Linked DNA regions of Homo sapiens: all the other regions are linked to region 3. Evidence: chromatin loops called from intact Hi-C (ENCODE). Cell type or tissue: mammary epithelial cell. All regions are shown on one strand. Region 1 overlaps SMARCA2 (SWI/SNF related BAF chromatin remodeling complex subunit ATPase 2). Region 2 has its middle 280 kb from the start of VLDLR. Region 3 overlaps VLDLR (very low density lipoprotein receptor). Region 4 overlaps PUM3 (pumilio RNA binding family member 3).

Region 1 (8,000 bases), 500 kb after region 3:
CAAAACACTCACAGTAAAGGAGAATATGACAAATATTAAAAGATCTATAAATTCAAGTGTTTGATGATAACTGAATCCAGATGAAATTTTAGCTCAGTTTAAGAACAAGACCCTAATGTTCTCATTACTGTAAGGGAAGGAAAAGGTAAACAAAACGAGGGGTGGGTTATGAAAAAACAATCCCTAAGAATACATCCACACGATCATATAAGCTTTGACCTTTTCTTCAGGTTTTGCATCAATTTATTCATGATTAACAATATAAATCAAAATTCCATCTAGATTTTTGTTCTAACGTGGCAATTAGTAAACAAGGAAACGGGAAAGTACAAAGCCACATTCCTTGGTAAACGCACTTAAATCATTCGATAAAGAACACACACACTCACAAACAATAAACACTTTTTTCCAATTACCTGCAAACGCTTGCTTTAAACCAGAGCCAGCAGCACTAATGCAGAGAGATAATAAAATAGCTATAAAAACAACCAGGTATAAAAGAAACCTGTTCATAAAGGGCTAAAAGATCCATGTGACAGACCCAGAAGTTTAAACTTTTTTTTTTTTTCCTGGTAAATCTCAAAACTCAAAAGAAGAAAAATAAAGGGGAAAAATACTGCCAAGGAAGAAAAAAAAAAAGAACATAAAATTTGAACATAGAAAAGAAATTTTCTAAAAAAAAGATCTTTAAATTACGTTTTGAGATTGCTCTCTCACACAAAATAACTAATGTTGTTATTTGTTCCTCCTGCCTCTCAATATTGCCTCCAGTATGCAAATGATAATCAATCCTTTCTCGTAGCTGAAAGAGCTCTAATCATAAGGCAATTACCTTCATTTCTCCACAGCACCAAACATGGCTAATATTTATGATCATGTGAGTATAACAATCAATATAAAGAGTGATTACAGCTCAGACATAATTTCTTTCACTTATGTACAACGCTTCCTGAAAAAGAAAGGTTTTGTGAAGAAAACCTGGTGCAGAACACAAAACAACCTGGCATGTTAAAAATGCCAGTGGGATTTTTAAAAAAATATGTTTTCTACGCATCCTCCAATGTGCAAATCCATAGAAGCAACATGCACACAGACAGATTCCTAAGGGACAGTCTGAGCCTAGGCCTTAATAATCAAAAGACAATTTCCATCACGATCCTACAGTGTTCAGATAACCACTATGAAGGAGGCGAGATCTGATGAGTTATGAGGAAAAAGGAAAAGGAAAAAAAAAAAAAAAGCTTCACATTATTGCATTAATATTCATTTGCCTAAAAGCAGGACACCCACTATACAGCTAAACACACTGCAGCTAAGCGAAGATTAAGAAAAGGAAATTGTCCCGCATATCTTGGAGGCTGAACATGCTAATAATAAATACAGCATGCAAGGCTGTCAACAGTTAATGGTATTGCTCTCCTCAAGCACCCAGTTGCACACAGAAATACGGAGAACACCGGCTTTTGATGTGTTACACACCTACACATGCCTGGGATGTAGTTCTACTGAATCTTCAAGACGGCAACGAAAAAGGATATTTACCTTACCACTATCAGCAGGCCGGCTATCAGAAATCACAGTTAGTGGGGATAAAATTAACAAGCCAGCAAAGCAGCGAGCTGCTAGTCTCTTCATCAGCTGATCAGGAAAAAAAAGAGAGCTGGGGAAAGGCTGTGTTTTCATATACAAGTAATTTTATTTTACTGAAAATTTAATACTGAAAGGATTGTGGATACTCAAATCTGCTGTTTCATGCTACCTACTACAAGGCCCGAAGGCTTCCTCCTTCAGCCTGTTTTAATATTGACAACTACTTATCATATTTTTTTCCCCTTATTATTCCAGGCAGCAGAATTAGAGATTTTAGCTCAGATGGTTTCTGAGTCTTGCTCGCATTTTAACAATTAAGCCAGTAAGAAAACAAATTAATATTCAAATTTATTTTAAAAAATTAAAACAAGGTATGCTTTTTTGGTATTTTGTACCTTATTTTTTAAAAAATAGCAGCATGGTTTGGAGCAGTCTAAATGATTTTTAAAACAGAAGACAATTTTTTAAGAAAATTAAATGCATGTAAATAAAAGCAATGTACATGTTCTAAGATTCAAATATTTTAACATAATATGTTATTCTGCTCTTTAAAGAAAATTCAGAACAACTGTAACACTTCACTTTCAGTTTCATGCTGTAAAATTTTTCATTGTTTTTCTTCTCACTGAGATAAATGAAGTTGGGGGGAGTTGTAAAAAGGATATTTCTACTCTCACCCCGCCTTAATTTTGAAAAGAGGGAAAAAGCATAAGCTTGTGATATTTGGACTTTTAAATCTCTAAATCTGTGAGTAGCTAAGAAGCGAAAACAAATTAAATTGCAAACAGAACAACTGAAACAATTTTTATTACAACTGCTAATACGTGCAGATTCTTATTAAATTTAGGTTTTGGAATTACAAGGAAACACACAAAGTACTGACCATTATTCCCCTCAAACTAAGGTTTTATGCAGGAATGCAGAGAGCTACAAAACATCTTCCCTCCTCCCCAAAGACCCCAAACACATCCATATGCAGTGCTTTATGTTCTGTGATTTCTAAGGGTCTTTTTCTAATGGAAATCAATTCACTAAACACTTCCCAATGCTTTTCGCACATAAAGAGTAGAGTAAGATTACTCCTGCATGTAAGTAAAATTATTCATGGAGATTTTAAACTGTTCTTTTATTTTAAAAAATTATTTACTAAACTGGCTCAACTGACTCAAACTCAGCGCTGGGGGCTGGGGGGTCACACACAAAAAAAACCCCAAAACTTGCTACACAATGCTAAAGTACTACCCCCAAAAAGAATTCCCTTCCAAACCTTTTACCAGCACAATAATGAAATAAATCACAGAAGCAAACCCCCAGTTTCCGACTGGTGACGTGTTGCGCAAGAGTGCGAGCCCTAATTCAACATACAGACGGCTCCCATGCTCAACTGCCTCTAGATTTAATGAAGTGAATAGGAAGGAAGTCGGGGAAAAAAAGTGTACAAATAAGAAATTAACACTTTCCTTCCCTACCGAGACGGTGAAACACAACTACAGCGAAGTTTAGTGAGGCACCTCTTTTCTTAAAGGCACACTGCACCCGTTTGGCTCCGGATGTCACGAAAAAAAACCCATATGGTGGTAAAAATCCCCAGTCAAGTTAAAACAGTTAAGCATATTTCAGCCTGCGTTTTTCCTGAATGAAGCTGGGAATTACTCCTTCCTCCACTGGATGGCAACCTTTTTTTTTTTTTTTTTTTTTTTTGGCCCTCTTTCTCTCTTTTCTTTCTTTCAATTTTGCTTAAAAGAAAATGTTTTTCATGACTCAGGGTGTGCAAGAACGAGATGCAAACTAGCTCCCTCTTCAATTAGTTCTTATGAAAGCGGCGTGCACGTTCTGACAGCAAAATGCAGGAGACAGTCATGCAGGATTAGCTGTTCTAGAGGAAACGCTTTGCAGCTAGCAAAGCACATGGCAGACCCGGGAAGCAGCCACACGTGGGTCCAGTCGTGGCCCTCTCATCCTGACACACACCAACCACATCTTTACTGCGTGACGGCAGGTCCAGAAAGTCAGCCTCAGGCGCCTTCTTCTCAACCCGGTGGTGTAAAGAATTGCTGTTATGCGTGGTTCACAGTATCACAAAGCAGAGGGGATCCATGATTATGAATAGGTAAACAGGGACACGCAAACAAAAAGCCCCAAGCCAACTCCTGCGCATCGTTTCCACCTCCGCCTCTCCAAGTCCACCAAGCCATGTGGCACAGTCCTTACAGTGGAACAAACCATCTTAACACTGAAAGGAGCAATTCTAAAGATATCCAGACAAGGCATGGAAATTTCTTCCATGTGCAACGGGAAAAGTCAGTACTCAAACACTAACTCTGCTATTTCAGTATCATATTTCTGTCCACTGACACTTTCTCTTTCTCCCTCTGGGGATCCTCCTCCCTTAGGAACTCTAGTTGGATTCCAGAAGAGGACCCTGGGATGCTGCTGGGCATGGGGGTGGGGTTATAGAGCCCAGGGCTAAGCGTTAAAGAATGCAGGTTAAGACCACTACATTATACTGGTGCTTTCTGGGGACAGCTCACACATCACCAAACTTGATTCCAAAATTCAGACAGGCTAAACCTCCCTCGTGCCCTGCTGAGATCCTGGAAGCCAATAATACAGTAATGATCCCCCAAACAAGAAAAGCAATGGCAACAAAATAGTGGAATTTTACATTTACATTTTCATATATGAGAGATTTTCTTACAATATAAATATTAAACAACAACAAAGTTGAACATAGAGCTCGTCCTCAAAGATGCTACGTTATTTTAATCGGTTTAATGCATACTGTAGCACTTTTGGATGCAGAATTTCAGACTCAGGGCTTTGGACAGTAAGTTTTTGATTATTACTGTCTCCACAAGCAACCTGTTAGAAAAACTGACATAAAATCAAATTCCCTAAAGTGAAATAATCTAGACGCAAAAAAGCAAATACTGTATGATTTCAGAGATGAGAAAAGAGAACAGTGGTTACCAGCGGCTGAGGGAAGACGGCCGGGGAGTTAGTGCTTAATGAGGTCAGAATTTCAGTTTGAGATAACGGAAAAGTTCTGAAGATGGGATGTTGGTGATGGTTGCACAACAATGTAAATGTACTTCATGTTACTGAAATGTACACTTGAAATGGCTACAATGGGCCAGGTACGGTGGCTCATGCCTGTAATCCCAGCACTTTGGGAGGCCAAAGCAGGTCAATCACCTGAGGTAGGGAGTTTGAGACCAGCCTAACCAACATGGAGAAGCCCCATCTCTACTAAAAATACAAAATTAGCCGGGCATGGTGGCGCATGCCCTGTAATCCCACCTACTCAGGAGTCTGAGGCAGGAGAATTGCTTGAACCTCGGGAGGCTGAGGTTGCAATTAGCCAAGATTGTGCCATTGCACTCCAGCCTGGGTAACAAGAGCAAAACTCTGCCTCAAAAAAAAAAAAAAAAAAAAAAAAAAAAAAAAGTCTAAAATGGTAAACTTTATGGTATTTTCCCATAAGAAAAAAAAGTCCCTGAAAAGAAACCAAATTATCTAAATTAAGGAACAACTTAACCCCAATTAAACCCCAACAACTGCAGGTTCATACATGTTCTTACCACCTCGACACACAGCACATATTAGCGAAATCTTGCTAGCTTTCCTTCAGAATTCAACCCTTTTAACATTTCAACAGATAGCACGTTCAGTCTTGCCCTGGCCAATGGCTAGAACTTTTCGAAAATCCCCATTTATTCTTTCAAAGGTTATTAAGGGAATATCCATGATGTAAGAAAATAACTGTGTATAGCACATAACTATTCACAAACCTTATACTTTTGTTAACAAATGCTTCCCATATTCAAGAGATGAGTTGGTCTGAAGGGTAAGGACTTTTTTGGATATAGTTTTTTTCCTCCGACTGTGGTTCAATAAACTGATGACATTAACTCAACAGACTCTGTTTCGTATTTCATTCGTCAGGCAACTGGGATGCCAACTGCACTCCCAGTTCTCCCTGATTTGGGACTGAAATGTACAAAGCTGACCATAAAGGGGAAGAAAATTGAGCCTCAGCTTAACTGAATTTCTGGTACAGTGGGTTTTCCAGTTTACTGATCAATAACTTCAGATCACTTTTGAAAAAAAAAAAAAAAAAAAAAAAAAAAAAAAAAAAAAAGGTTTTCTCTTTCCCCATATGCCATAAGCACATGGAGGTGGGTGACGAAGGGAAAAGGGGAGCTACGGCTTACACATCTGAGACAAGGTCAATTAATACACTATTTTAGTTAAAAGCAATTTGGTTGGAAAAACGAAAATGCCCCCGCGCAGTGGCTCACGCCTGTAATCCCAGCACTTTGGGAGGCCAAGGCGGGTGGATCACAAGGTCAGGAGTTCGAGACCAGCCTGGCCAATATGGTGAAACACCATCTCTACTAAAAATACAAACATTAGCCAGGTGTGGTGGCACGTGCCTGTAGTCCCAGCTACTCGGGAGGCTGAGGCAGGAGAATCGCTTGAACCCGGGAGGCGGAGGCTGCAGTGAGCCGAGATTGCCCCACTGCACTCCAGCCTGGGCAACAGAGCAAGACTCAGTCTCAAAAAAAAAATAAAAAGAAAAATGAGTTTAAAAATTATTTTAGCCATAAGTTCAACTAAGAACCCATGTGACTGATACCTTTTAAGCAGTATTAAACACAATATACTCTATTTGGAGAATGACTTTTAGATTTAGTGGAGGTTGGCCCACAAAACGTCTGGCCCTGAAGACCCTACCAAATTATAAATGTGAAGTATTTACACCTTTGTTCTTACAAGTTAGGCACATGCTATGCTCAGCTCCCTGGGGTAGAATCAAAAAACCTGAGAGATGATCTTGAGACCCTGCAAGAGACTTAGAGAAACAATGGAGAACTGCAAGAAATACAGTTCTGCTTTCCTATTCCGAGATCATCAATCAAGTTACTATCTACTCTTAACACAGTCAGGAACTCCATCCGCTTGTCTGTTGAGCAGGGCTCCTCAGAAGGGCCTGGGCCACTTCTGTACTTCGAGGTTCTCAGTATATTAAAAATGAAATGCCAAAAGAGGGTAACAAACTAATATAGTTTTAATGCTCACAAAGAATAACTTAATGCTTTTAAGACAGATAAAATACAACTATTAAGAGCATAACCTCATTTGGAGATAATGTCAAATGGCAACTTGGAAGCACCTTCATGAATGTGTGAGGCCTGAGCAAAATAAATGGTTCTTTCCTGGGCTTCCCTGGGATAGGCCGTCCATGAGGAACTGAGCCACAATCCAGGGTTCCACGCTACTGCAACAAGTCAGACTTTCAGAAGGTCACTACACCCATCGTGGTTAAGAACATCAAATTAATAAGATACTGATGAGAATGAGGTAGTTGTTCTGCTTGAGTCCAATGCAAAGAATGTCCATTAACAGCCCAATCATGAGAGAGGAAAACACGTAAATAAAGCAACAGAAGAAATCAAAAGCATAGTAGTTTGAGGCTGTCTAATATAGAAAAAAATAGCCCCAACTTTTAATAAATCTTCAGATACACAGCATCATTAATACTTCTACTACTACTGATGCAGCTACTACTACTACCACCATTGTCCCTGCCAGCAGCAGCAGCAACATTGGCTAACACGTTTGCTGTGTTGACAGCCACTCAGTGCTTTGGGTACATTTAGTCATTTAAACCTCACAATAACCCTAAAAAGGTAGCCACTCTTACTCTCTGCATTTTGCAGATGAGGAAACTGAGGCACAGAGAGATATAGCATCTTGTTCCAGATCATATCATAGTAAGAAGATGACTCAGTATTTGAACTCAAAGTCTGGCTGCATAAACCACACCCTTAACTACCAGATTATTCTACGTTATAGCAGAAAACAATAACTTATTATTAATGATGACTGCACCATCAGGAAAAGGCTAAGTTATACTTGCCAGGCTTAGGTGAATAATTCAAGTAAAAACATAACATGATACATCTTAGGAAGACTTTCAGCAAATATCACACACAGATAAACACACTTCCAGCAAAGATCTCTCTCTCTCACACACACACACACACAGCTTTGCATAGACGTGTGGAACCATAAAAGTAACCATGCAAGTTCAAAGTGCACAAGTCATTTTAATAGTCAATGGGATTACTGTTCCACAACTTTAAAAAATTTATGTCTAAACATTAAAAACTCATACATGTAGAGGGGAAGGAAAAAACTAGTAAAATAAGCATTTGCTTAGTACAGTAATTTAAAATATTAAAAACATTGAGCATTAAAATGTTTCATTTCCCTATTAAAAAAACTCTATCCAGAGTATTTTGCTTTGCTTTGCTTTATTCTAGACGGGGCCTCATTCTGTTACCCAGGCTGGAGTGCAGTGGTGTAATCAATCACAGCTCACTACAGCCTTAACCTTGTGGGCT
Region 2 (8,000 bases), 320 kb after region 3:
TGTGCACATTATATAAGCATACTTTGCAGGAACTGTGCTTTATAATTAGATCCTAGGCCTGATTTTCATCACAGTCTACCTTGAAATTTAAGAAGCTAAGAGTTTCTTTTAAAGACACTAAAGAGAGATTTTCACAGTGTGCAATTACAAGCCCTGGGACAAACACTTTCTTTTTGCAAGGAGTACAGTACAGTCACATTACTCCAAAATATATATAATTATCATTGTCCTCATACTGATGAAATGCCACAATTACTAGATCTCTCAATGCCTTGCTTTTCACATGCAGCTCACCTCAACCAGCTGCAAGTGAATGCCTAAGTACTTGCAACATCATTGCATACCAGGGGTTATTAACAATCCATTTACTACCAGCATTGCAGTCCTTATTAATTTCTGATCTGTGGGCAGTCAAACTCCAAATCTTACTGAGGGCCTGCTTTCCATAACCATTTCTGAAACAAACTGTTTTAGCCTAAGTTTCTTAGAAAACAAAGTCTGTACCAAAGATTATGTGCGAATATATTATTTGGAGCCCAGGGCAGTGAAAATAATGGAATACAGAGTTGAAACACAAGGATGGTAAGCAATAGAAGGTAATGTGTTACCACCTGGACAATAGTTCACAATGAGTCATGAAGAGATTTAGCCAATTACTCAGCAGCTTCACCTGCCCAATCATGCAGGAAACCTCCATACATGCTTTTCCTTGGAACAACCTATTGTAGGGAGGAAAGGAGAATTTATCTAATGGCTCCTTCCCATCTGCTACTCTTAAAACATTGCTACAAAGACTCGTTTCTGAGTTGTTTTTCTTAGTCTTTTCAGCAGGTGTCTGGGAAACTCTGCAGTGTGTACTTCATCAGAGTCTGGAAGTGACAATAGGAGCTGGACGCTCTGTGACTGGTTGTCCTCAGGCAGTGGAGCCAAACGGGCTAACAGGGAGACACCTCGCCACAAGAGTGGCTTAGGTCTAATAGACACTTATTACACCCCTAGGCATTGTGCATGGTCTTGGGAATACAATAGGAATATTTTCTGTGATCAAAAAACTTCATCTAGTGAAGATAACAAAAATAAACGCTTTGTAAAATACTTACTACTATAATATGGGTTTTAAAAAACGCTATGGCTTCCTAGAGGTAAACGAAAGTTCAGTCATGTCTAGAAATTTGGCAGATGTTCCTGACAACAATGACTTAAGATACCCTGAGAATGACCCTATGGTCTAAACATAATGTGCGTTGGGAGTTTCGAGCGGGGGAATCTGGGAGTGACCAACCTGCAGATTCATTCCTCATCTATGAGGAACATCTAAACCCCTGGCCCAAGCCATGGAATGCAGGCCATACAGGGAATCAAGGCCCTTTGTTTTGGGTTAAATGAAGGTTGCTAGGGGGAAGGTGCTAGGGGAAAGATGTTAAGCAAAAATGTTGTATGAACTGCATGATTTTTACAAATGGCAGTGGTTCTCCTGTCCAGCCTGCTGCCACTGGAGTGCCCTGTATGTGAGTCCCCTCAAAAAAAACCCGTGCCTCATTTGCTGGCTCTGCGCCTCTTCTTTGGCCTCTCAAACATGGTGCCATCCCTATTGAAATCAATAGGAGTCCAGCATGACAAGTTCCTGGAGGAAAAGATCATAAACTGCGTTCAATTTTGTAAAACCAAAGTCTGTAGTTAGAAAGGAAACAAGAGTTCATTTGGCTAGCCCTTTATTCAATCACCTAATTAAGCCTCTATTATCTTGAGACCCAGAGAAGTTAAACATCATCCCAATCCCCATCTATCCCACTCTGCATAACATATTCTAGTGTTATTAACCATGCACTTTCCAAATCAAAGGTTTTACACATCTGAGATTTTGCAAATAGAATTTCCTGCTCTTCTGTATGAGTCAGGATAGACTAGCATACACTGCAGTATCAACTCTGGAATTTTATGGCTTTAAACAACAAAGGTTTCTTTCTGCTCATGGTAGTCACTCAAGGACCCAGACTGATGGAGTGTTTATTTTAACACAAGCTTCTACAATTTCTGTAGCAGTGGGAAGGGAATATGGTAAATCACATATACGTGTTTAAAGCTTCTGCCTAGAAATGCCATATATTGCTTTCACCCACCTGTCACTGGCTCGAGCATGTCATGTGGCTATACTTACATGTAAGAGGTCAGGGACAGGCTATTCTATGTACATGAAAGAGGGAAAAATCAGAAATACTTAATGGTTAGCATTAATGACTAGCACCTTCCTAAAATCTTTTTACCATCCTAATTCCTATTCGAGCTTGTAGATTCAGCTCAGATGTTATCTATTCAGAGACCCTCCTTGTGTCATGCTCCCCACCTGCAGAGTGGGTGAGAAGATCCCACCTGTGCTTCAGACTTCAGGCACTTACTTCCATTATTGCATAGACAATACAGCATAGACATTATCTCTCCACTTGTCCATCTCCCACATAGTACGGGGTGCTCCCCAAGGACAGCAACCACTTTTTACTACTGTGTGCTCAGCACCCAGCACAGTGCCTGCTACATAACAGACACTCAAATGCGTGTTTGTTGAACTGAGCAAAGCTGGGCGACAGCACTGAAAATAAAACTTCCTTTTTATGAGAATCCATTGTGCCAGAGCTAACTGAAACATCGTGCAGTGTTTTAAACATTTTTCAATGCCAGCCTCTTCTCTCCTGCTGTTTATCAAATTACAGTGACATATTCAGGTGATAAAAAGAGCTCCCCTTAGGCAGAACTTAAATATAAACATTCTAGAAAACTTTTGCCTTCATCTGTTTCACTAGTCAAGTGAACCTTGCACAAAGCCTCAAGTTTTGGGTTGTTCGGGTTTTTTCCCTAAACAGAGTTTATTCAGCAAGTAAGTAGGGCCTGGACTGGGAAAGTAACTCATTTCTCTCACTCTTTGTGGAGATGTAAATCAGGTCATAAGCAAAAGTCATTTGGAAATCTTATTTCTCTGTGGGCTCATCTATTCTGCTCTGCTGCGTGGGTGAATCCCAGGAGCACCCTCCTGCCTTTTCTGTGCCATTAAGACAGAAGAGGGAATTGTACTTAGAGATTTCCTTAAGCCAAGACTCATTTGATTGCGGTCAGGAAAACTTAGGCCAAGTTCATTGGGAAACTGAACCCAGAGCCAAGGACAGCTCCGTGGCAGTATCCGGCTAGTGGTAAGGCAGAAATGACATCCTGCCATATTTCCATGTGGATTCTCTACAAAGACAGCAAAAAAACTCTTTCCTTTTTTTTTTTTTTTTAACCTAACACCCTTCTCAGTTCATAATAGAGCATTTCCTAATGCCTTGCTACTCAAGGTGTGGTTCAAAGACCATCAGCATTTGTATCACCTGGGACCCTGTTAGAAATTGATCATCTTGGCCCTCTCTCTACACTTGCTGAATCAGAACTTGCAGTTTAGCAAGATTCCCAGGTGATACATGTAGACATGAAAATTTGAGAAGCACTGAGCTGGGCTCTGAACACATCTTATGGAGGAGTCTCATTAGTATAAGTACAGCTTTGCCTACCACGGTCCTCATCTGACACTTTGGGAAAGGTAAACACTCCTTGAGCCAGGAGGTATTGCACTTTCTTTATTCATTGTTTAGGAGGCCACAGGTGATTGAAGGTGAAGGGAAAACCATCGTGTGTCCAAGGATCTCAGGGCCAGTTCCTCCTGCAGACAGCTCTCTTTATAACTGGGTAGTAGTCAGCCAGGCTGAAAATATGGGCAGTCCATTTACTGTGGGCTGATAAAAAAGACCCAGAGATGCTGCAAAACCATCTCCAAAGATCCCCAGCCTCCTATGCTACAAGCCACAGCTGGCAGCTCTTTTACAGCGTTTGCCTTAGGTGAGAGTGGTGAGAAGTAGGAGACAGCAGGATTTATGGGCTGTTTAAAACTTCCTATGTCATTTTTCTCCTTTGTACAAATACATGGACTCTTCTGACCGTTTCTCTTCTCCTCTGACTGTTGTTTTCTTCTTTGTGCTGTCTGATTTCCATTATCTCTCTTTCTCCCCAGTTTCCCTCTCTCTTCCGATGACATTACTTAGGTTTACTGCTAACTTGACTATCCTGTAGTACAACGTTGTCTCATTCATCATTTTGCCCTTTCTTGGTAGACTATCTTAGTTCATGTCATTTCATGTACCCTGAGATTAAGGTATTTCTGTAATGACTTCTGCTATCTTTTCGTTATATTTTTGTATTACTATGCAATGATATTGAGTATTTCATGTGTTCTTTTACAAAGTGACCGATGCTAATGCACTGCATGTAGTCAGTTAAAAGAAACTCAGCATGCTAGGCTAGCATGGGTAAAGGTCTTCATCCATTATCTCCACTTCTCTCCCGTACTATCAATCTCTCCATCTCCAATGGCAACTGACCTTCAGCCTACAGCATATTCAGATCTCCTCCATCTTAAAAAAAAAATCTGGTTTCAATCCTGTTCTCCCTTAAGCATACTGCCCAAAGGGGTTCGGTGTGTATTTGAGTACCCAGTTTCCTTCGTTTGGAATGCTTAACTATCTCCTGTCTGCCTGCATTTCTCTTTTGTGCTGCCATCTAAGTGAACTTTTTGAAACATAAGCTGTTACTGCACCCCCTGCTGGAAATCTGGCAATGGCATTCTTCCATTAATCTCAGACATCCAGATATTGAGTGCCCTTTGCAGCTGAGTCCAAGCGTTACTTACCAACCTATTTCAGGTCATTCATTACCTGCTCAAATGCATAACCCCATGGTGTTTCCTGTTGTCTTCTAAACACAATAACGGGTTTTCTTGCCCACTACCTGTATCTGTTCATTTTTCTATGTACATTATTTTCCCTTTTAGTATCTGCTGAGGTCCTGCTTAACCCTTCAAGACCCAGCCAAGGTCACCTTTCTTGTGTCAGAAGCCTAAAGCCTTACATGACCTCCTCTTTGTTCCCAAGCATCTTAGCCATGCCTCTGTCTCATTGATTGCCATGTGAATGTTTATGATTCTGCAGCATGAGTTTCCTGAACTCTTGGATTTTTATTCCACTTGTCTTTATACCCCAACTTCTAATATAATGCCTGATATAAAAAGATATGCAAATGTTTATTGAATTAAATTTCATATTGTCTGTAGATTTTTTCAGTTTATTTCATACTGTGATTTTAGACTCGTAAGTTGGTTATCAATTCAATCAGGAAAGAGTCATTTACAGAGACACAAAGTCAGAAAGCATAGTTTCTGGGAGGTGTGCAGTTCTGGATGGGATCCAGCCTCCCAGAGGAAAATAAGTCATGGAGAATCAGCAAGCCTCTTAGCCCTGAACTTCCTCTCCCCGTATGCTTTTGATTTGACCTGCTGAAAAAGCAACTTCTCTAGCCTCCTTTGCTGCCAAGAGATTGCCCTGGATGATTTGGCTATCGTGAAGGAGGAAATGCTGGACCTAGCCACCACTGGCCAGATATCCACTGGAAATCAGGCCAGAGGCCAGATGGGTCAGCAATTAGGCCTCAGCACTTAGGGGAGTTGAATAAAGGGTAAGGAAGCTAGAAAACTGTGAGTGGTTTCCACATTTGCTTTACAGAGTTAAGGAACGGATGCACGCTGTGCTGGGAGCACCTTACAAAACCCCACTGCAGTCTTCTCCTCCTCTGTATTGCATACTCAGCTGGGTTCCAAACTTCAGGTGCATGGTTCCTTGATGGCACTGAGTGGCGCTGCCCAGAGCCATGCTGTGAACAGGAGAAATGACAATCCTGAGGCCTCCCAAACTGGCTTTGCCTCTGCTGGGGATGAACAGGCTTCTCAGCTGGCTCAGGAGCTCCAAGTGGTCCACTGGAGTAAAATCCAGTATGTTTTACTCCCTAGAGGTCTGTGGGGCACTCCACAACTACCTCCAAAACCAGAGTGGACTGTAACACACATTTTGGACTTGCACTTGCCTGAGTCCAAACTTTGGAGTTTTTCAAATGTTTCATGGTGGAAAAGGTATATCCACATGTTCCAGTCAACGCTCCTATTGCCAGACATCACAGGAACTGTTCTCAGAAGAAACTCCCACTCCCCACATTTTATGTTGAGTTCACGTCATCATGCAATGACTGAAATAGAGAGAAACTTTACTAAAAAATAGTTAGATGTGTTAGTATGTGTACAAGTATACTGTTTATTTATGTCTATGTAAATAATTGCAGTGTTTTGTTTTGTTTTGTTTTGTTTTTTGAGATGGAGTCTCACTCTGTGACCCAGGCTGGAGTGCAGTGGTGCAATCTTGGCTCATTGCAGCCTCCGCCTCCCAGGTTCAAGTAATTCTCCTGCCTCAGCCTTCTGAGTAGCTGGGATGACAGGCCCCTGTCACCATGACCAGCCATTTCCTTTTGTATTTTTTAGTAGAGATGGGGTTTCACCATGTTGGCCAGGCTGGTCTCAAACTCCTGACCTCAAGTGATCCCTCTGCCTTGGCCTCCCGACGTGCTGGGATTACAGACATGAGCCACCACAGCCAGCCCAGTGGATGATTTTTAAGTATTGAAATACTTACATTTTTCTGGAAGCAGTATTTTTGAAATTTTTTTTAAGATTCTGAATCATAGTATTGAAATACTTATATTTTTCTTGGAACAATTTTTTAAATATTTTTTGAAATTCTGAATCTGAATCTTTTACAACTTGAGATATACCCAGAGAGCTATTTGCTGCATTGCAATTTCTAATCCAACAAAACTGCACTCGTTTAGAAAATACTCTTCTATACCTCCATAATCCTCAAGAGGAGAATGAAAATGACAATCAAAACCAAGCATCTATTGCAAGGAATATTTCTTATTCTAGTTCAAAGACTTTTTGAAAAAGTGGAATATAAACAATACAAAATTGAAGTTGATGCAGGTAACTGCATCAGATACCCCATCTACAGATGGTGACACTGGAAGAGTCCAAGATAAACTGGCAGTGCTCTCTTTAAAACAAGGTTATAGCTCACGAGCCACAGAAAGATCCTTGAAAAAGGAAGAGCTTTGCAGAAACACTTCCTCAAAGTTGCTAAATAAAAGGAGGGATTATTTGAAAATGTTAAGCCAGAGGAAAATATTTGGAGTTAGTTTATAACCCTAATGTCACCATTCATGCATGATGTCTTACATTCCAATAAAATGTCAAAGATTTTTCAACAGCTGAACAAATTTGCAGGACAGTAAACTCTCATTATGACACCTTTTTTTTGGTAAATTTTTAAGTACTTTATTAATAAGTTAATTAATACTTAATTATTTAGTACTTAAATTTTCAACTTTCTGGGGATTGTTAAAGTTTTTATTTTATATAAAGTTTTTAGTAATTTTATTAATTTACTGCTAATAAACAATTTTGCAATAACAATGTATGTTTAGTACACATACATTTAAAAATTTAGATTTTTACTTGTCTTAAGGTATATTGAATTTTTAGTTGTTAACACATTAAATATTTGGTTTAATTTTTTGCTTCACTAACTCTGAATACATTAAAAAACATAAAATGCCAGTATCAATAGTAGTATTTTAATGTTATGCAAAATAAATATCAAGTTACTGAAACTGGCATTTTGCTTTGGTATTGTAATCAAATAAATCAAACAGTAAAACAATAATAAATAAAATAATAAAACAATAAAAGCCCATAATTATACACATAATACACACACATTTATACACATATATAGATGCAGAGGGAACATTTAAGGCATAGAACTGGTTTCTATATCTTTCCCCCTTATATTCCGATTTCCACCATTTGTTAAATTGAATGCTAAACAAGTTTCTCAGAGCTTCTCAAAATGAGGACTGTCATCTCAATCTGGTTAAAACCATACTGTGGTTGCTCCTATGTCACAATCAAATAGAAATTACAGGATACCAGGAGCTAGAGACGGGCCAAAAGGGTTTCATTGTTTTAGCCCTTAATAAATGCAGTGCAAGCAGTAGTCATACATGATGGATTTCCTTTTCACCTCTGAGAGAGGGATTCA
Region 3 (8,000 bases):
ATGCTATCACTCCTTAAATATCAGACTTAGATCTCTTCAGACAGGTGTAGTGGAGAACACTTCGGTCACCATCTAACACATTACATTCATCATAGATAAAGGTACCTGTGACTTTCACCGGTAAAGTCACTTACCGGTGCCTGTGTGTGACAGTAAATACAGCCCTAGCATTGATGTGATATTCAGTAGTGACATCTGCCCTGCACATATTAGATGCCAGACACTGTGCTGAGCTTTTTGTGTGCATCTCACTTAAATCTTACCTTGTCACAGTGAGACAGTCCCCATCGTCTCTACTTTACAGAGGGAGTTAGTAACTTGCCCAAGGTACCACACACAAGACACGGAAGTCTATGCTGTTAACTACATTGCCTGCTGCTTCTAAACAGAACCACCTTGTCACCCATCTGACTTTTTCCTTGAGCGCAGTGAAGAAAAAAGCCATTTTTGATATGCCATGAGGTAACCTGCGGAGCACAAACTCCCCACCCGCAGCTGGTCTCACTCCTGTCTCAGTGTTTTTGCATTGAGATTTTTACAGTGAGATTTACAGGAGAACACTGGGTCATGGTCCTACTTTGTTCTTTTTCTCATTAGCCAGGCTCAAAAACGTGAAACGGACTCAGGAGACATGATAGAGAGATGGAACACCACTGTTATCAGTTTGTTAGTAGCTTATTTATCTATGGATCCCTAAGTTTCATATCTAGAGCCTCACTGGTAAAATGCATTCAGCTTTCCTGTGTGAAGGTAGATGTGAAAGGGATATGCAAAGATGGCTGATAATCCTTCACATGCAACTGTTTCGGCTAAAAATCCTCCAGGCTGGATTAGAGAGAAATAAGTTCGAAAAACGCCATTGTTCCCTCTTCAGATTCATTCCCTCCATATTTGGAAATAAGTACCTTTGAAGATTTTTGTACTTTTATATATTTCTGAACTCTCATAGTTTAGGCCCATGATATGGCTGAAGCATGGATGTACAATTTTTAGTTTTCCCAAGAAAAATCATACTTGTTAGGATATTTACTCGAGTAGTTTTTTAGTATTACAATTCTAGAAGAGAAGTCATTATAAGCCCCTTCTGGCCTTAGAGACTATATAATACCAAAAATACCTAAAAACCTTTTCTTTAAGAGAGTGAAATCGCTTGATGTGCCCTCCCACTCCGGTTAGATGCTTAACAGACGACAGCAGACAATGCACCTCAACCAGGGCTAAGTGTGCACACTTGGCCAGCAGCCGCCAACAGAACGGGCAGCAGCAGCAGTTAGCACTGACGCAACTATCGCTGCTATTGCCACTACCATCTCCCCACTAACAGGGCTTGCAGAATATGTAATACCCAGGGGATTATATATATGTGGTTTTTAGGCACCGCCTCATCACCCACAATAAGGGAAGCTTCTTTCTACTCTTTAGCTAGTTGCTGCTCCTACTTGTTAGGAGTTTGATGTATCAGACCCTTTTGAGAAATGTCTATGTCACAACTACGTTCAGGATAAAACAATTATGAAACTGAAGGGCTCAGATTTGGGGATCAAGATTAGCAGGTTGTATTCATAGTACTTCAACTTAAATTAGCAAAAGTATATCTGCTTTTTGCAAGTTTTTGCCACCATTGAAAGCAAACAGTATAGCTTTCATTTGGATTCAAAATAATAAATTGTTTTACTTGGGTAAGATTTCACTAGTAAGAATTCTAGGAAATTATTCCAGTTAGATTACGTAATAGAGATAAGTGACCCCTAGAATCTTTAGGTTTGGGGTAAAGATTGTTAAAAGGTAGACTTTAAGTTGGTCTACCATTTCTACAGTGTTCTTAACTGAAGAGTTAGTCTTTTAATACCCTGTAGTTTGCTATTTAAAGCTTGGCTTCTCATTTTTGAGAAGGGCTACTTGACTTCCACAGATACAAGGAACAGAAGCAAATGCCAAAGTGAAAGCCTCAATTTTTTTTTTTTTTTTTTTTTTTTTTTTGCCTTGTATTCATCAAGAACTAAAGAGGCAGCGATACCTAGGCTTTAAAACACCTACTAGAATGTTTTAAGGGAGCTAGTTGAACAACTGGGACTATTTTTTTGCCAAATAGATTAGCTTGCAAAGGGCACTTAAAAATTTGGACAGAGGAACTTGGCTGGATTTCTTTACCAGAGGCCACAAATCTGTTTATTCATCTATCATCAATCTTTGTGGCAATTCCTAAAATTTCTGGAGGGTCCACTTTCACTTTGTGTGACAGGCTCATCTAACTCCAAATATTCTCCTTTAGTGTATGATAAGCTTCATATTTTACCTCTTAATTATCTTCTACATTGAACTCTAGAGACAGAGCAAACTTATCCTAACACATTTCACATAGAATTCAAGTTATTTTTTGGGTGATAAAGCCGAGGCCTGTTATCATTCATGCACTATTATTGCAAGCTGTATTGACTAGTAGTTTAGTCATATAACTATTTTTTTCTTTTATTTTTATAAATTTTTTTTTTGTAGAGACAGGGTCTCACCATGTTGCTCAGGCTGGTCTCGAACTCCTGGCCTCAAGTGATCCTCCTGCCTTGGCCTTCCAAAGTGCTGGGATTATAGGCGTGAGCCACCATGCCTGGCCCACCAATATATCTATTCTTATTTCAATAGGAATATCTAGTTACTTTGTTTCTACAAATGAGTTTGTACCTCGTAGGTACAATGAGTTGTACCTTGGCTTCTTACTGGGGAGGACGTGGTAAAAAAAAATGAGACGTTTTAGACTCTTTGAGGGTTGGAAATTTTACCCAGAACATGAAAGAACATACTAGGGACAGGAATTCAAAAGATGATGATAGAGAATAATACTTTATTTGCCAAAACAAACTTTGGGCCTTATAATTAATTAATACTGTATAATCCTTATAATGGGGAAAGCAATAGTATCAAACTTCAAGCTTCTAAAGGGAATTTGGTATTACTCCAGTTAAAAAAAAAAAAATCCATGTTTTTTGTACCACAGCAGGGTCAGAGCAGCAGCCAAACTCTGAAATGGCTTTCAGAGTTCATGATGAATGCTAACCTACTTACCAAACAGGCACTTCAGCTACTCACTGTCAGCAGGCCACATCCTGTTCAGTGTGATGACTAAATGTAGAGTGAGGAAAAGGTGGAGAGCAGACAGTTCTATATTCATGACTACAGCCTTTTCCTTCTACATGCTTGACCTCCAAACCTCCCATGAAAAAAAAGTCCAAGGCTATCTTTTCTTTTTCATTCAGTTGACCAAAATCACAAGGGGGCATCCCTTAAGACAACAGAACCAACTTCCCCTTCATCTAGTAGGATTAATGTCCTTGCTTAAGCCACAAACAAGATGTTAACTGCCTTATATTTCATATGCAAGTGAAATATGAGTCATCCACTGATTCACGTAGCAACGCAAAACATCTTCTCTTCATCCTCTTGGTACTGTGTTGGTCGGTCATTTAATTCCAGAGGAATTGCTGTACCTTCCACAGCCAACTCTCCACCTCACTTGTGACACACAGCATGCACCCGGTGCTTCAAGTCTTTTGTCTTTCCTTGCTTCCAGACATCCTGAGACTTTAGAGAAAGAAAGTAATGGCCAACCTGATGGAAAATTCACTAAACTCCCTGTACAATTTTTTCTTTGTCTCAAACTCCTCATCTGCTCTTCATACTGTAAGTTCCAGAAATTGTCCATAGTAAGAATCTGCCCCATCCCAGCCAGGATAAAAATTTAGGTGATATTGCAATTATATTCTTCATGAAGTCACAGTAAAACGGTGGTTTTTAAGCTTTAGTTTACATCAGTATCGCCTGAAGGGCTTATGAAAGCAGGTTTCAGCCCTCGCCCCCAGAGTTTCTGATTCAGTAGGTCTGGGATGGGGCTGGGAACTTGCATTTCTAATACATTCCCAGGTGATGCAGATGCTTCTGTTCTCAGGACCACACTGAGAAACCTGCCTTAGACTGTTCAAGAATGCCATTGCTTGCTATCCTCCCTGGCCATCTTCACAGTAAGACAGTCTAGACTTTCATAAGAAGAAAGCCCTTATCCATGCCTTAGAAGGCACTTGTCCTTGACCTATATAAATGACAGAACATGGAAAACAGAGACTTAACTATAAAGAAGCAGAATTCATAGAAATCTTAGCACGTGTTTCTCGATCAGGAAACAAGTTAATGGAAAAAAAAGAAACTCACTCCTCTAACCAAGAGGAATTCTAGGTACAGACTAAGCTAGCTTCTTTTACACAGTAAGAAATATTTCGGGAGCAAATGTTAAACAGTACTTCATTTTTTAACTGTGCTAGGGTGTAAGAGAAACCAGCCCAATTACAGGCTTAGTTATACAACATCAAGAACTACAGCTCACACATTTAGTTAGAACACTTGGTACTACTCAGGATAGGAGTTCATCCTAGAGGAACAGGCACAAACCATGGTTAAGCTGCTTGGTTTAATTTTTTAGCACTTGAAAAAAAATGTACAGTAGTTTGAACACTCAGTCTTTGCAAACCTCCATTGAGGTCAAAGATATCATTCATACGTACAAAATTAGTTTATAAATTTTTTTGGCAATTTCATCTTAGTAACCCGTTTTGTCCTATTGCCATTGTCCCAACCATTGAAAAAGTTTACAATAATTTACATAGAAATATTTTCAAAGTGCTTAAGAATAGTGATTGTTCTCTGGGATATTTACAGATGGCCTATACAATGTATGTACAGGTGGTATACACTATAGCACAAGTTTCACTGCTGGAATATGGCTTTCTAGGGAAAGTGCATATTTGGCCAGAGGTGGCAATACTGTCTAGAAATTCAAGGGTTACAGATACTCGGTAACCACATCCAAAGCTGAAGTAGAATGTGGACAAGAATATTTACAAAAGTAATATAAAAACGGTCAAGTACACAAGCTTGATCCACGCAAAGGTATCTTGATGTTCTTCCAGCCGAGAGGAAGAAAAAGAGACTTCAGCTGCTGGCTCGGTTACCATTCCGACGGGGGTATTATTTGTTTAGACCTCAAAGGTCAACATTTGTCACAGAAGTCAAGCTAGATCATCATCTGTGCTTACAACTGATATCTGTGGAAAAGAAGAAGTATAGAATGAGCTTGGTGATCACTCACTGATGGCAACTCTAGTCTTTAAAATGGACCTTGCTTTTGAGTTGGTCATTCAAACACTCAGAGTGCTTAGAAGAAAAGTCAGTCAGATACAAAAGAATACTGAGTTGTATCATTCATGCATTTAACTTGAATTCAACTATACCTGCTTGGTAGTGAGATAAGATAGTGTGACTAATTCTGTCTTTTCTACTTAATGATCATAAGTCTTGGGGAAAAATGTGAAAAGCCATGTGTGTGTCAAGAATTGACCACTGTTCCATGTTTCACCGGAGTTTGAGAGGGGAGTGATCAATACTTGTTTTGTTCAGCCTGTTTCCTACGTGAAGGCCAAATACTCCACTTGGGTTTCATCTGAAGAACAAGTGAGTGACTATTGCTGGAAGAAAAGCTAGCTATACTAAGGGCGGTGGGATACCTTTTTAAAGCAAAGCATATAATAATTTTGGCTAAGTGAATCTTACTCAATACACTGACTTTAAGCCAACTCCCCTATATATGATATGCTAATTTACTTTCAAATATCCAGTAGGCAATGGATTTAATAGTTCAGTAATGAGCTACTTGGTTCATGCTAGTATTTACATGTCATTTCTATAACCAAAAATATCTTAATATAGTGGTGACTTTAAGTTGACCCACTTGTCAGTTGGTGAGGGTTAGATGCTGATCAACTGAGTGACTTATGTTCTAACAGGCTATACTGTCTGTCTAATAGCCAGGTAGCAGATGAAGTGTTTGGTAACTCCATCATCCTAATGGCTCTCTCTCTCTCACCCAGGTCTCCTTTCTGAAAAGTCTCACTTCAAGCCATGGTGTATAAAGACACAAAGCTGACTTACTGCTGGGTACGTGTGTCCAACAGAAGCACTGTGTCTACCAATGTCTATGGAGAGGTCCTCTTCAGTGGTTTTCAAGTACACAGGATTGTCAAAGTTCATGCTTTTCATGTTCTTGTGTTGCCAATTCCGCCACATCAAGTAGCCACCTACTGCTGCCATCACTAAGAGCACTGAAAAAAATCAGAGGGTAGCTAAGTGAGCTAAGTCTAGTATTGGAACATACAAGAAAGGTAATAACGTTCAGGAATCCATAATAATTGACATTAGTAAAAATGCCATGTTTTATGGAGCTAGGATAACTAGAAGTTGGAATACACATGGGCCAGGAGCTTGAAACAAGTTCAGCCCAGAGGTAGCTCTGTGCACTGGAGCTGGACTAGCCACATCCATCCAGGCAAGGGCAGGGTCCTCGGTCCCACCTTAGGCTCACCAAATTAAAATTGCAGAAGGTTCTGGAGAGCTATTCAGGTGGTCCTGGCGTGTTAGCTAAGCTTGGGTCTCTTCATTTAGGACAAAGGTTTTTATAGCAAAGTCCTTAGAATTTGCGTGTCTCGTTTAGAGGTCCTTTTCCATAGGTTTGAAAATTCTTAACTGCTTTTAATTTATCCTCAACAAGTCCTGTAACTCTTAGCATTTAAGCATTTGTGCATCTCCTCTGTATGAAGCATTACACACATTTCAAAGGGGGAACAGAACAGTACACTAGTTAAAGAGACTTATTATAAAAGGGGATAAGCCAGGTTAACAGTGCGGAAGTAGAAAGCATTAACCGTTGAACACTTATCATTGCCAGTTACTGTGCCAAAGGTACAACTGAAGAGAAAGATATGGGCCTTAATTTAGTGTATTATGTGGGGGAGAAAGCGAACGTAATTCAGTGTCATAAATGCTAGACAGCATAAAGGCCCATGAAAGGGGTAGCTCCAGATGAACAAAAAATCTTCATCTGGTATCTAAGAAGTTCTTGAACCCAGACTTGTAGGAAATCTACTTACAGAGAGGAAGAATGGCCCATGCGGCAGAAGTCCCTTTTGGGGGAACACTGACCTCTGATACTGCTGTGGTCACATTGATCCCTACAGAGGAATAAAAGGAATCAGTTTAGAAGGATCTGTATTCAGACTTAGAAATTTACCCATCAGGTAAGGAGCCAAAACCTTTGCATCCAATATTGATGTTCAGTATCTACAACAATTGAACACCAGGAACAACTCTGGCTTAGAAGTATTTGAGTCACATGCTGTAGTAGCCATTTCACTGACAGTTCTCTACTAGAAACCTTTAAGATCAGTCAGGAAAAGATATGCAAGTTTTAAGTCTTTGGTGTTTAAATATAGGTTACCAATTGGGGCAGAAATAGTAGTTAAAGGCTGCATTAATTATTTAAGCTGTAGATACAAAGAGTGTGGCTGTTAGTTGAGATTAACAGTTTGCAGTACTGAACTCAATACCTCCAGGAACTAGTCCACTAGTTGCTGAAATTTCTGTTGTGTTCGTATCTTTTGTCTCACTGTAAGTCACAGTAGTTGCAGTACCTGAATTATAAAAACCAAGAACCTGGTTAATGCCAGGGTTCCAGCATGGCTAGCTGTTTTGTCCAGACAAGCCATGTAAAAGGTTATTTTAAAACCAGGTAAAATAGACAAACCACTGCTGAACTAAGTTGTACAGCTGATGTGTCAACATTGAAATAGCAATCTTCATGCAAAAAAGAGATACATGAAACTTTGGGAAGGACAGTCGGTGTTTGGAATTTGACAATTCAAAATGATGGACAACCACATTTTATCCCTCTAAACAACATCCCATGTTCCTGGAAACTACGAGAAATGTTCTCAAGATGCTCTGGTATACCAGGCATACCAGACTGTCTTGCAACTAATTTCTTGGTAAACTGAGCTAATCCCTGCCTGACCATGAATTACGCTAATAAAAACCTCATCAGCCTCACCATACAAGCTCCTTGATCACACAAATGACTTTAATTTGCCACTTAATCAAAAGTTAAGAACAGAAGACTAAATGCA
Region 4 (8,000 bases), 150 kb before region 3:
TTTTTTTCCGTGGTGTTATAATATGGGCTACTGGTCTCATCATTCATCCTTTGAATGAAAAATAATGTGTATATAGTTACAAGGCTTGTGTCACAGTTAACAAAGTCTTTTTTACTGTTGGTACAGGTAGTATTGGAGATGATCTAGGAATGCTTATGAAATTTAATTTTTTTCCTCTCTTCAGCCTCCTCCAGAGTTGTGACCTGGAAGTTGCAAACAAAGTCAAAGCTGCACTGAAAAGCTTGATTCCTACATTGGAAAAAACCAAAAGCACCAGCAAAGGAATAGAAATTCTACTTGAAAAACTGAGCACATAGGTGGAAAGAGTTAAGAGCAAGATGGAATGATTTTTTCTGTTCTCTGTTCTGTTTCCCAATGCAGAAAAGAAGGGGTAGGGTCCACCATACTGGTAATTGGGGTACTCTGTATATGTGTTTCTTCTTTGTATACGAATCTATTTATATAAATTGTTTTTTTAAATGGTCTTTTTTAAAAATCTCAGCTGTCTCCTCTGTTACACTGAGTAGTAAGCATATCAGTGTGAGGCAATTAATGTGGAAGGTTTACCAATCATATATGGTGGGACCAACCAGATATATAAAGTGTAGTTGAATGAGTTGATTCAGGGGAGAAGACATCTTCAGTGAGCATAGTCTGAGAAGGCTTCCTGGAGAAGGTGGGACTTGAGAGGACTTTCATCCTGTCAAAGGAAGGCAGGATGTGGAAAAGAAGAGCCAGGGGGAGTCGTGGGCACAGTAAAGTGGAATTTAATGAGTACCGGGGCAGTGGGGGGTTCACAGCTGCCTACCTAGCTGTTTTATGGATTAGGTTCCATGCTAGATTTTGTTTGAAAGCCACTCAGGTAAGTTAAGCTCATAGGAGGAAATGTGCTAAATGAATTAGGGGATCACTGTGGATTGCGGTGTTAAAGTCAGGGTCACTGGGAAGTTCTCCTTGTCTCTGATTTTGGGCCTTCCAAGTAAATAGCTCCTTGTGATTAGACTTTCTCCCTTGAGACTGTCCCTAAAATGTCAAAGCCTATGGAGTTTGAATAAGAAGGAAGAAGGTGGAAATTTGTTACGTGCAGAAGTTTAACTACAGCTAGGATGTTTGAATTTTAAAACTGCAGTTGTTTGAGCAAACAAAGCTTAGAAGGATTGGTAGCTCAGTCAGGCTCATGTAGTCATGCCTATGAGTATCTGGCTGCTTTCTCAAAGTAGTCTAACGGGGTACTCACTCAGGTCTGTCACTGCAGTTACACCTGCTGAGGAATTGGCTGTGCCTTTCCTTTCCAGACCATGGGGTCCCAGGACTACTCCAGCCTACCGACTACCAGGACCCCTCCTGCCACGGTGTATTGAATCCTTCCCAGACTGCAAAAGCGCTGATGGCTGTAACTTTTGACATGGATTCTCACATCACCCAATATAAGGGTGTGGGTGGAGAGCTGGAGGAACTGGGATGGGATAAGGAGGTGAATGGGGAAAAGGCAACAGTAGAGCTTGCATTTGTTTGGCTAATACATTGTGATTTGTGTTCTCTGTATAAAGAAGCCATTCAGAGAAAGGGGGAAAGAACCCCTGCTCTTTGTTTCATCTTTGAAACTAAGATAATGTGTACATAATTTGAGGAGTACTTTTATAAAGCTTATAGCAGAAGCAGCAATCTACCCCATTCCTCTGCACCCCTGCCTCACCCTCCCCAGAACTACTGATTATTCTTCGCTCTGCTAAATGTCTAAATACATCTATCAGTTGCAGGTATTTTCTTTTGATTTCCTATTACAGGAAATGCAGATTAAGAACTTTTACCATCACTGTTCCCCACTCCTCTTCCCTCCCTTCCCAGTAGAATTGCATCATGTATGATGAAATCAGTGTTCAGGGTTTACCTTATTATACCTACATAAATGTTGTTAAATATTGATTCAAGTAGTGAGCAGCCATTACATTTCCTCTACTATTTTAATTTTTCTGGAATTAGTCATTTATTTTCATTTGCTTAGTTTCTACATCTCTGTTGATTTTTCCTAAACTTTACGTCAGAATTGCTTAAATTCTTCTCTTGAAGGCACCCTTAGCAATTACTCAACAGCCATTTTCCTCTTTTTTTTTTTTAGCCCACCAAGGCTTCTGTGTTATTCTGGTGTCTGCTCCTTTCCACGTGGCTTAAATATCCTAACTGATATAATTCAGTGTTTCTCTAGTTGGTTGTGAATGTGTTGGGATTTTGACAACCTCATTCATTACCCCACCCGGCTGTACACCTGATTCGCTTGTGTGTCCTATGCAGAAGAGCACTGGTATGACCGAGTCCGGAGGGCCCATTTCTTAAATCAGTGACGGATTTAGGAAGGAGCCTGACCAGTGAAAGTTGGAAGAGAGATGGTATTCCTGGGAGGGTTTCTTAGGTCTCTTGGGTTGTAGAGAGTCCCCTTCCTGCCCGTCAGCTTTGGTATGTGCAGGACTAGGCCCAGCCTGCAAGCTAGAAGCCTGACAGGAAATAGCAAATATGCCGAGGATGGCTGAGCAAAGGTTTGTGAAAAGAGTCTGGAACTTTGATGATGTTGAGCTGTTGAATAAGTTAACTCCTGGAGCTGCGCTAGCCGTGGACTTCTGGTTATGTGAGAGAATAAACCCCAGTTTTTCATTTTAGGTCAGTTTTGAGTTGGATCTTTTGCAACTTGCAGCCAAAAGTATGCTAACCTGGCTGTCTCTAAATACCAATTTCCACAGTATCCAACATGTCAAGTCGGCAAGCATTTCCACCTTCTCCTGGAGACACCCCTCCTGGCTTTCGGGATGTCCTGAAGAACTGCTGCTCCTTCACCATCATCATCGTCTGCCTTCCCTTAGTTTCTCTCCTATGAAAAGTCCATTTCTCAGATCCCATGCATCTCTCTTGCTTAACACCCTTTTCTCAACACGGCACATCCTCTAGTAGCTTCCCGAGAAAGAATACATTCTAAAGACCTTGCAAGTCCGAATGTCTTTATTCTACTCTCAAACCCAGATGTCTAGTTTAGCTGGACATAGAATTCTAGTTTAAAATTAATTTTGCCTCAGAATTTGAAGATGCTCGTCAATATTGTCTTTAGATTGCAAAGTTGTAGAAGTTTAATGTCCAGTGCCATCCTTATTCTCAATCTTCATATGCGGCCTTTAAGTCTCCAGCTTTCTCGTGTTTCAGGATCGTGTGCATTGGAAAGTGTTATGTATATTTTCTTTTCCTTCTTTATGCTAGGCACTTGGTGAACCATTTTAGTCGGAAGAGCCAGATCCTTTCATCCTGCGAGATGTTTTTCCATGGTTTTTTTTCTGATTTTTTTAATGTACCCCCTGCCCCGTGTTTTCTCTGTTCTTTGTCTTTGGAGCTATTACTGAGAGTTGAAATGATTTGAGCCTCTAATCTTCTTTCTTTTCCCTATTTTTAATATTTTTGTTTTTTTGCTTTGCTTTCTGAGTGAGATATTTTCTCTACCTTCTCTGCCAGCCTTTTGTGTTTTGGGTTTTTTGTTTGTTTGTTTGTTTTTTGAGACAGGATCTTGTCACCTAGGCTGGAGTGGCAGCTGTGCAACTTGAGCTCACTGCAACCTCTGCCTCCTTGGCTCAAGCGATCCTCCCACCTCAGCCTGTCAGGCGTCAGGAAATACAGGCATGTACCACCATGCCTGGCTAATTTTTGCATTTTTTGTGAGACGGGGTTTTGACATGTTGCCTAGGCTAGTCCTGAACGCCTGAGCTACCATGCCTAGCCACTCCCAGCCTTTTCATTAAAGTGTCCTTTTCTTATTGCTTGTATGCATTATCTCATGTTTCTTGGTGATATTCAATTTTATGGTTGGTTGTTTTGTTTTACTTTCTTTTCTGTCATCTGCTCTTTCTGTTTGCTTTGGGCTCTGTTTGAGACTTTCTTGGAGAGGTCTTTAGCTCTCATATATTTAAGACATTTAAAATCTTAAAACCGACGAGAAAGAGGGCATTCTTTTCTTTTCTAATGTTGACTTTACTGTACCAGTGGTTAGTTGTGGATCCTGCTGTTTCACTGGGGTCCTCCAGATGTCAGTATCTGTAGGCCTTTCCTCTGGGCCATTCAGTGCCTCCAGAGAGAAATCCACCTGCAGCCAGCATTCAGTTGCTCAATAGTCAGTGTGCAGATTTTAATTAACCTACCTGCTTTCAGCACAGTGCCTCTCCCTCATGCCCTCTCATATCTGGGGCCCCCTAGTCTTGAGAAAATGAGTCAACATAAGTTCACAAAGCACTTCCTCAGCCTGCTGCCAGGGTTGGGAGTGGTGGTCAAGCAGTTTGGGCCAATCCCCCTGTTTTCCATTCCAAGGCTTACCCCAGCATTCTCCAGTACCTGGCACCTCTAGCTGCTGGAATTTTCTGGTCTACCATGGTGAGAATTGACTCGTTCCTCTCCATGCACTAGGTATTCCGCTTTCACAGTTCTGCCGCCTTCTCTACTGCTTCCTGTTCTTCCAGATACTTGGTGCTATCTCTCACCCACTGTGGCTTCTCCTCTGTTTACTTTGTTCCTGTGAATTTATACAATTTTATTTTTCTAGTCTTATCTTACTCTTTCTGAAAGGAACAGAGATAAACTCAACAATGCACCATTTTTAAGCAGAAATCCACAAATGGCTTTAAACAAACTGAAAACAACCTACCTGGCTTCATGGTGGTCTTCTTTTCCATGGATGAATTTAGCGGATCTGAGAATGTCATTTATTTGAAAATTCAGCTTGTCGTATTTTCAGTTTGCATCAAACCCTGCTTCTCCTAGGAATCAGCTGATGTTAGAAGGAAGGAGAACTCCATTCTCCCTTTATGTCTGCTGTAATAAGCACTTGCATAACAGAATAAAGGCCTCTTAGAGGAAATGGCTTCCTACCTGACCAAACTCAAAAGATTTGCTCTTGAAAACATGAGATGGCACTTCTGTTTCTATATCAGTGAAAATTTGAAAAAGTTACGTCTTAATTTTAGCAGATTAGTCACTTTTAAGTCTGGCAAATTTATGGATATATGTATTTAGAATAATGGTTAAGAGAACACAAGATCACAAAACAGCAGCAGTTAGTAGGGAGCCCATAATCAAACTATTTCTGCCAAAATTAATGACCTAAACAAACATAAAAATTTGAGACTTGAGCTCGTCTTACCTTTTGATAGTGCTTAACGTAAGGAAACTAAGTTTATGATCATCTTCATCTTTTCTGAACCTAAAAACACCACCATCCAAGTGCCCCAGGTCCCCTAACTTCTTCCCCAGATGCATTAGTAAATTTTTTTTGGAGACAGAGTCTTGCTCTGTCGCCCAGGCTGGAGTGCAGTGGCGCCATCTTGGCTCACTGCAAGCTCCGCCTCCTGGGTTCACGCCATTCTCCTGCCTCCGCCTCCTGAGTAGCTGGGACTACAGGCGCCCACCACCACGCCTGGCTAATCTTTTTTTATTTTTGGTAGAGACGGGGTTTCACCGTGTTAGCCAGGATGGTCTCGATCTGACCTCGTGATCCCCCCGCCTCAGCCTCCCAAAGTGCTGGGATTACAGCCGTGAGCCACCGCGCCTGGCCGCATTAGTAAATTTTTTAATGAATGGCCTTAACTAGGAGATACAGTATGCCCTTTGGATTGTGTGTCTTTTATGAATAGTAACTAAATGGCTGCTCTGCCTTCCACAGTGTGCAGACAGACACTGATTGCTATGTATGTTTGTACCGATGATGATGCCCTGGATGATACCACAGATAACAGCCTATGAAAGAACAGTGTTTGGAATATTTTTCATCAGAATGTTTTATCCAGTTTTTAAACATGGGCTCATGCCCGTGGCTGAATGTAAGTGGACAGACAGAGCTGCAAAAATGTGGGAATGAGAAATTTTGGTCTGTGCTCTTTTTCTTAGGGAGTTAATTGTACCTTGGGAGGAAATGATTAGCTCTTAGTTGTGCTTGATATGTGATAACTACTTGAGGGAAAGGTGAGAGGAGTCTGGTAAGGTCATGGGAATCATCTGACTTTGAGCTCTTGATGACTATAATTAAACATAATGACTAATTCAGATATCTTAAAATGACTTCCAGATGCTTGACAACAGACTTTCCTTTTAGATGAAAATCCTCTTGCATTTAAAACTTAGGTTCTTATTGATATATCTACCAGTAAGCACATACTGACTTAATGTTATCACATTCAGCAGTAGGCAGTGATAGAGAAACTGTGAATCTTAAAGATCTGTAACAGCAGTAATATCCTTTTGAAGAAACAGACAAGACATGGGTTCATTTGTTCTTACCAGATCAACTATTTGGCCCCATTGTATAACTCGATATCTAAGTCTAGTTCTAAATATCTGTTGGAATCCGCTCTTTTGGTAATAATACCCTGCCCGGCACCTTTCTGGAGGTTCCCCTCCCCCTACATTTTAGTCGCCTTTTTGGGTGGAGTCGAATTATGATTTGCCTTGACCAGTGGCATGTGACTCTGGCCTCTGAACCACAACACTCCCTTGGCCACCGTGATTAGTTAATCAAGTATACATGTCCCGTGGTAAGTTGAAGAGAATTCTGAGTTCATATCACTTTGCTTCATCATTTTGACTTTTGCACAGTTGAAAAATCGTAAGTAGGCTGGCTCACACCTGTAATCCCAGCACTTTGGGAGGCCGAGGTGGGCGGATCACTTGAGGGCAGGAGTTCAAAACCAATCTGGCCAACACAATGAAACCTCATCTCTACCAAAAATACAAAAATTAGCTGGGAGTGGTAGCAGGCACCTGTAATCTCATCTACTTGGGAGGCTGAGGCAGGAAAATTGCTTGAATCTGGAAGGCCGAGGTTGCAGTGAGCTGAGATCGCACCCCTGCACTCCATCCTGGGTGACAGAACAAGACTCTGTCTCAGAAGAAAAAGAAATCGTAAGTTGATCTATTATAAGTCAGGGACAGTCTGTCCTTTTTTTTTTTTTTTTTTTTTTGAGACGGAGTCTTGCTGTCGCCCAGGCTGGAGTGCAGTGGCGCCATCTCGGCTCACTGCAGGCTCCGCCCCCGGGGTTCACACCATTCTCCTGCCTCAGCCTCCCGAGTAGCTGGGACTACAGGCGCCCGCCACCTCGCCTGGCTAATTTTTTGTATTTTTAGTAGAGACGGGGTTTCACTGTGTTAGCCAGGTTGGTCTTGATCTGCTGACCTCGTGATCCGCCCGCCTCAGCCTTCCAAAGTGCTGGGATTACAGGCGTGAGCCACCGTGCGCAGCCTCTGTACTCTTAATACTAAGAGTAGCACCATATCAGGAACTGGCATGAGACTGAAACCAGAGCACTTACAGTTCTCTGGCTAAAACATCTGCTGCCTACTGTTGAATGTAACAACATCAAGTCAGTTTCCGGAAGAAAAATCGTGAAAGATGCTCTCACTTCTTCTGGGATCTCAAACTTAGACCATGGCCTGGGCTGCCTGCCTGCGTGTTACTATATTTCATCAATTCTAAAAATGTACATTTTTATTTTGCATTTAACAAATCTTTCCGGGTGTCACTTATAGTCAGTGGCATATTAGCATGACCGTTGATAGGCAGCTTTTTTTCTGAGTGATAGATAAAATAATGGTACGTCTTAGAGTCAAAGTGTTAACAGTTGGTAAAATACAGTTCATCTTTTCCTCTCTCAAATGTTTCTCTGGTTTGCTTTTCTATAGTAGCTTTTCAACCCTCAAAAGTTTTCTTTATTGCTGGACCCTCCTACAGATGATCAGGGTTAGGATGAGGTGTTTTCTGCAGCATACTTGTCTATAAGTCACACCCTTTTGGAAAATGAAAATCAGGTAAAATTAAAGGGAATATAAAATAGTGGTTGGGAGCACAGGCCTGGAACTGCATTTGAAGCTTGGCTCTGTAGCTGGATGATCTTTGTAAGTTACATATCCTCTCTGCTTCATTTTCATCATTTTTAAAATGAAGATAATCATACTTCACTGTGTCTTTGTGAGCGTTAGGTTCC

Evidence for each region. A loop is a pair of places that touch in the nucleus more often than their neighbours do. Peaks named below come from ENCODE experiments on the same cell type or tissue, not always from the same donor. Only the 100,000 strongest peaks of a DNase experiment are listed, where the experiment ranks them.
Region 1: it touches region 3 in a loop (29-fold over the local background); 3 of 110 quality-filtered maps call a loop at or near these places.
Region 2: it touches region 3 in a loop (3-fold over the local background); 3 of 110 quality-filtered maps call a loop at or near these places.
Region 4: a loop joins it to region 3, with 2.6 times the contacts of the local background. A loop is called at or near these places in 7 of 110 quality-filtered maps.

What each region holds. Positions count from the first base shown.
Region 1 is chr9:2,153,452-2,161,451 of GRCh38, reverse strand. The region is part of intron 27 of SMARCA2 (SWI/SNF related BAF chromatin remodeling complex subunit ATPase 2); the gene reads right to left. Among named protein-coding and RNA genes, the nearest start is that of SMARCA2, 140 kb to the right of the region's middle. In mammary epithelial cell, a CTCF peak has its summit at 3,217 (motif pointing right); DNase peaks (open chromatin) are centred at 3,051, 3,531, 5,251 and 7,471; H3K4me3 peaks cover 2,984 bases; H3K27ac peaks cover 3,620 bases.
Region 2 is chr9:2,332,894-2,340,893 of GRCh38, reverse strand. No RefSeq gene overlaps it. Among named protein-coding and RNA genes, the nearest start is that of VLDLR, 280 kb to the left of the region's middle. In mammary epithelial cell, a CTCF peak has its summit at 4,620 (motif pointing left); DNase peaks (open chromatin) are centred at 643 and 1,943; H3K27ac peaks cover 1,056 bases.
Region 3 is chr9:2,650,923-2,658,922 of GRCh38, reverse strand. VLDLR (very low density lipoprotein receptor) reads right to left here. Exons shown (of 19, transcript NM_003383.5): 16 at 7,425-7,508; 17 at 6,969-7,049; 18 at 5,974-6,143; 19 at 1-5,090. The coding sequence ends at 5,055. It overlaps LOC105375957 (a long non-coding RNA gene), which reads left to right. Exons shown (of 3, transcript XR_929436.3): 3 at 5,913-8,000. Among named protein-coding and RNA genes, the nearest start is that of VLDLR-AS1, 33 kb to the right of the region's middle. In mammary epithelial cell, no CTCF peak of the experiment used is centred here; DNase peaks (open chromatin) are centred at 3,112 and 3,422; H3K27ac peaks cover 2,828 bases.
Region 4 is chr9:2,796,648-2,804,647 of GRCh38, reverse strand. PUM3 (pumilio RNA binding family member 3) reads left to right here. Exons shown (of 18, transcript NM_014878.5): 18 at 185-496. The coding sequence ends at 317. Among named protein-coding and RNA genes, the nearest start is that of PUM3, 43 kb to the left of the region's middle. In mammary epithelial cell, a CTCF peak has its summit at 4,062 (motif pointing right); a DNase peak (open chromatin) is centred at 3,687.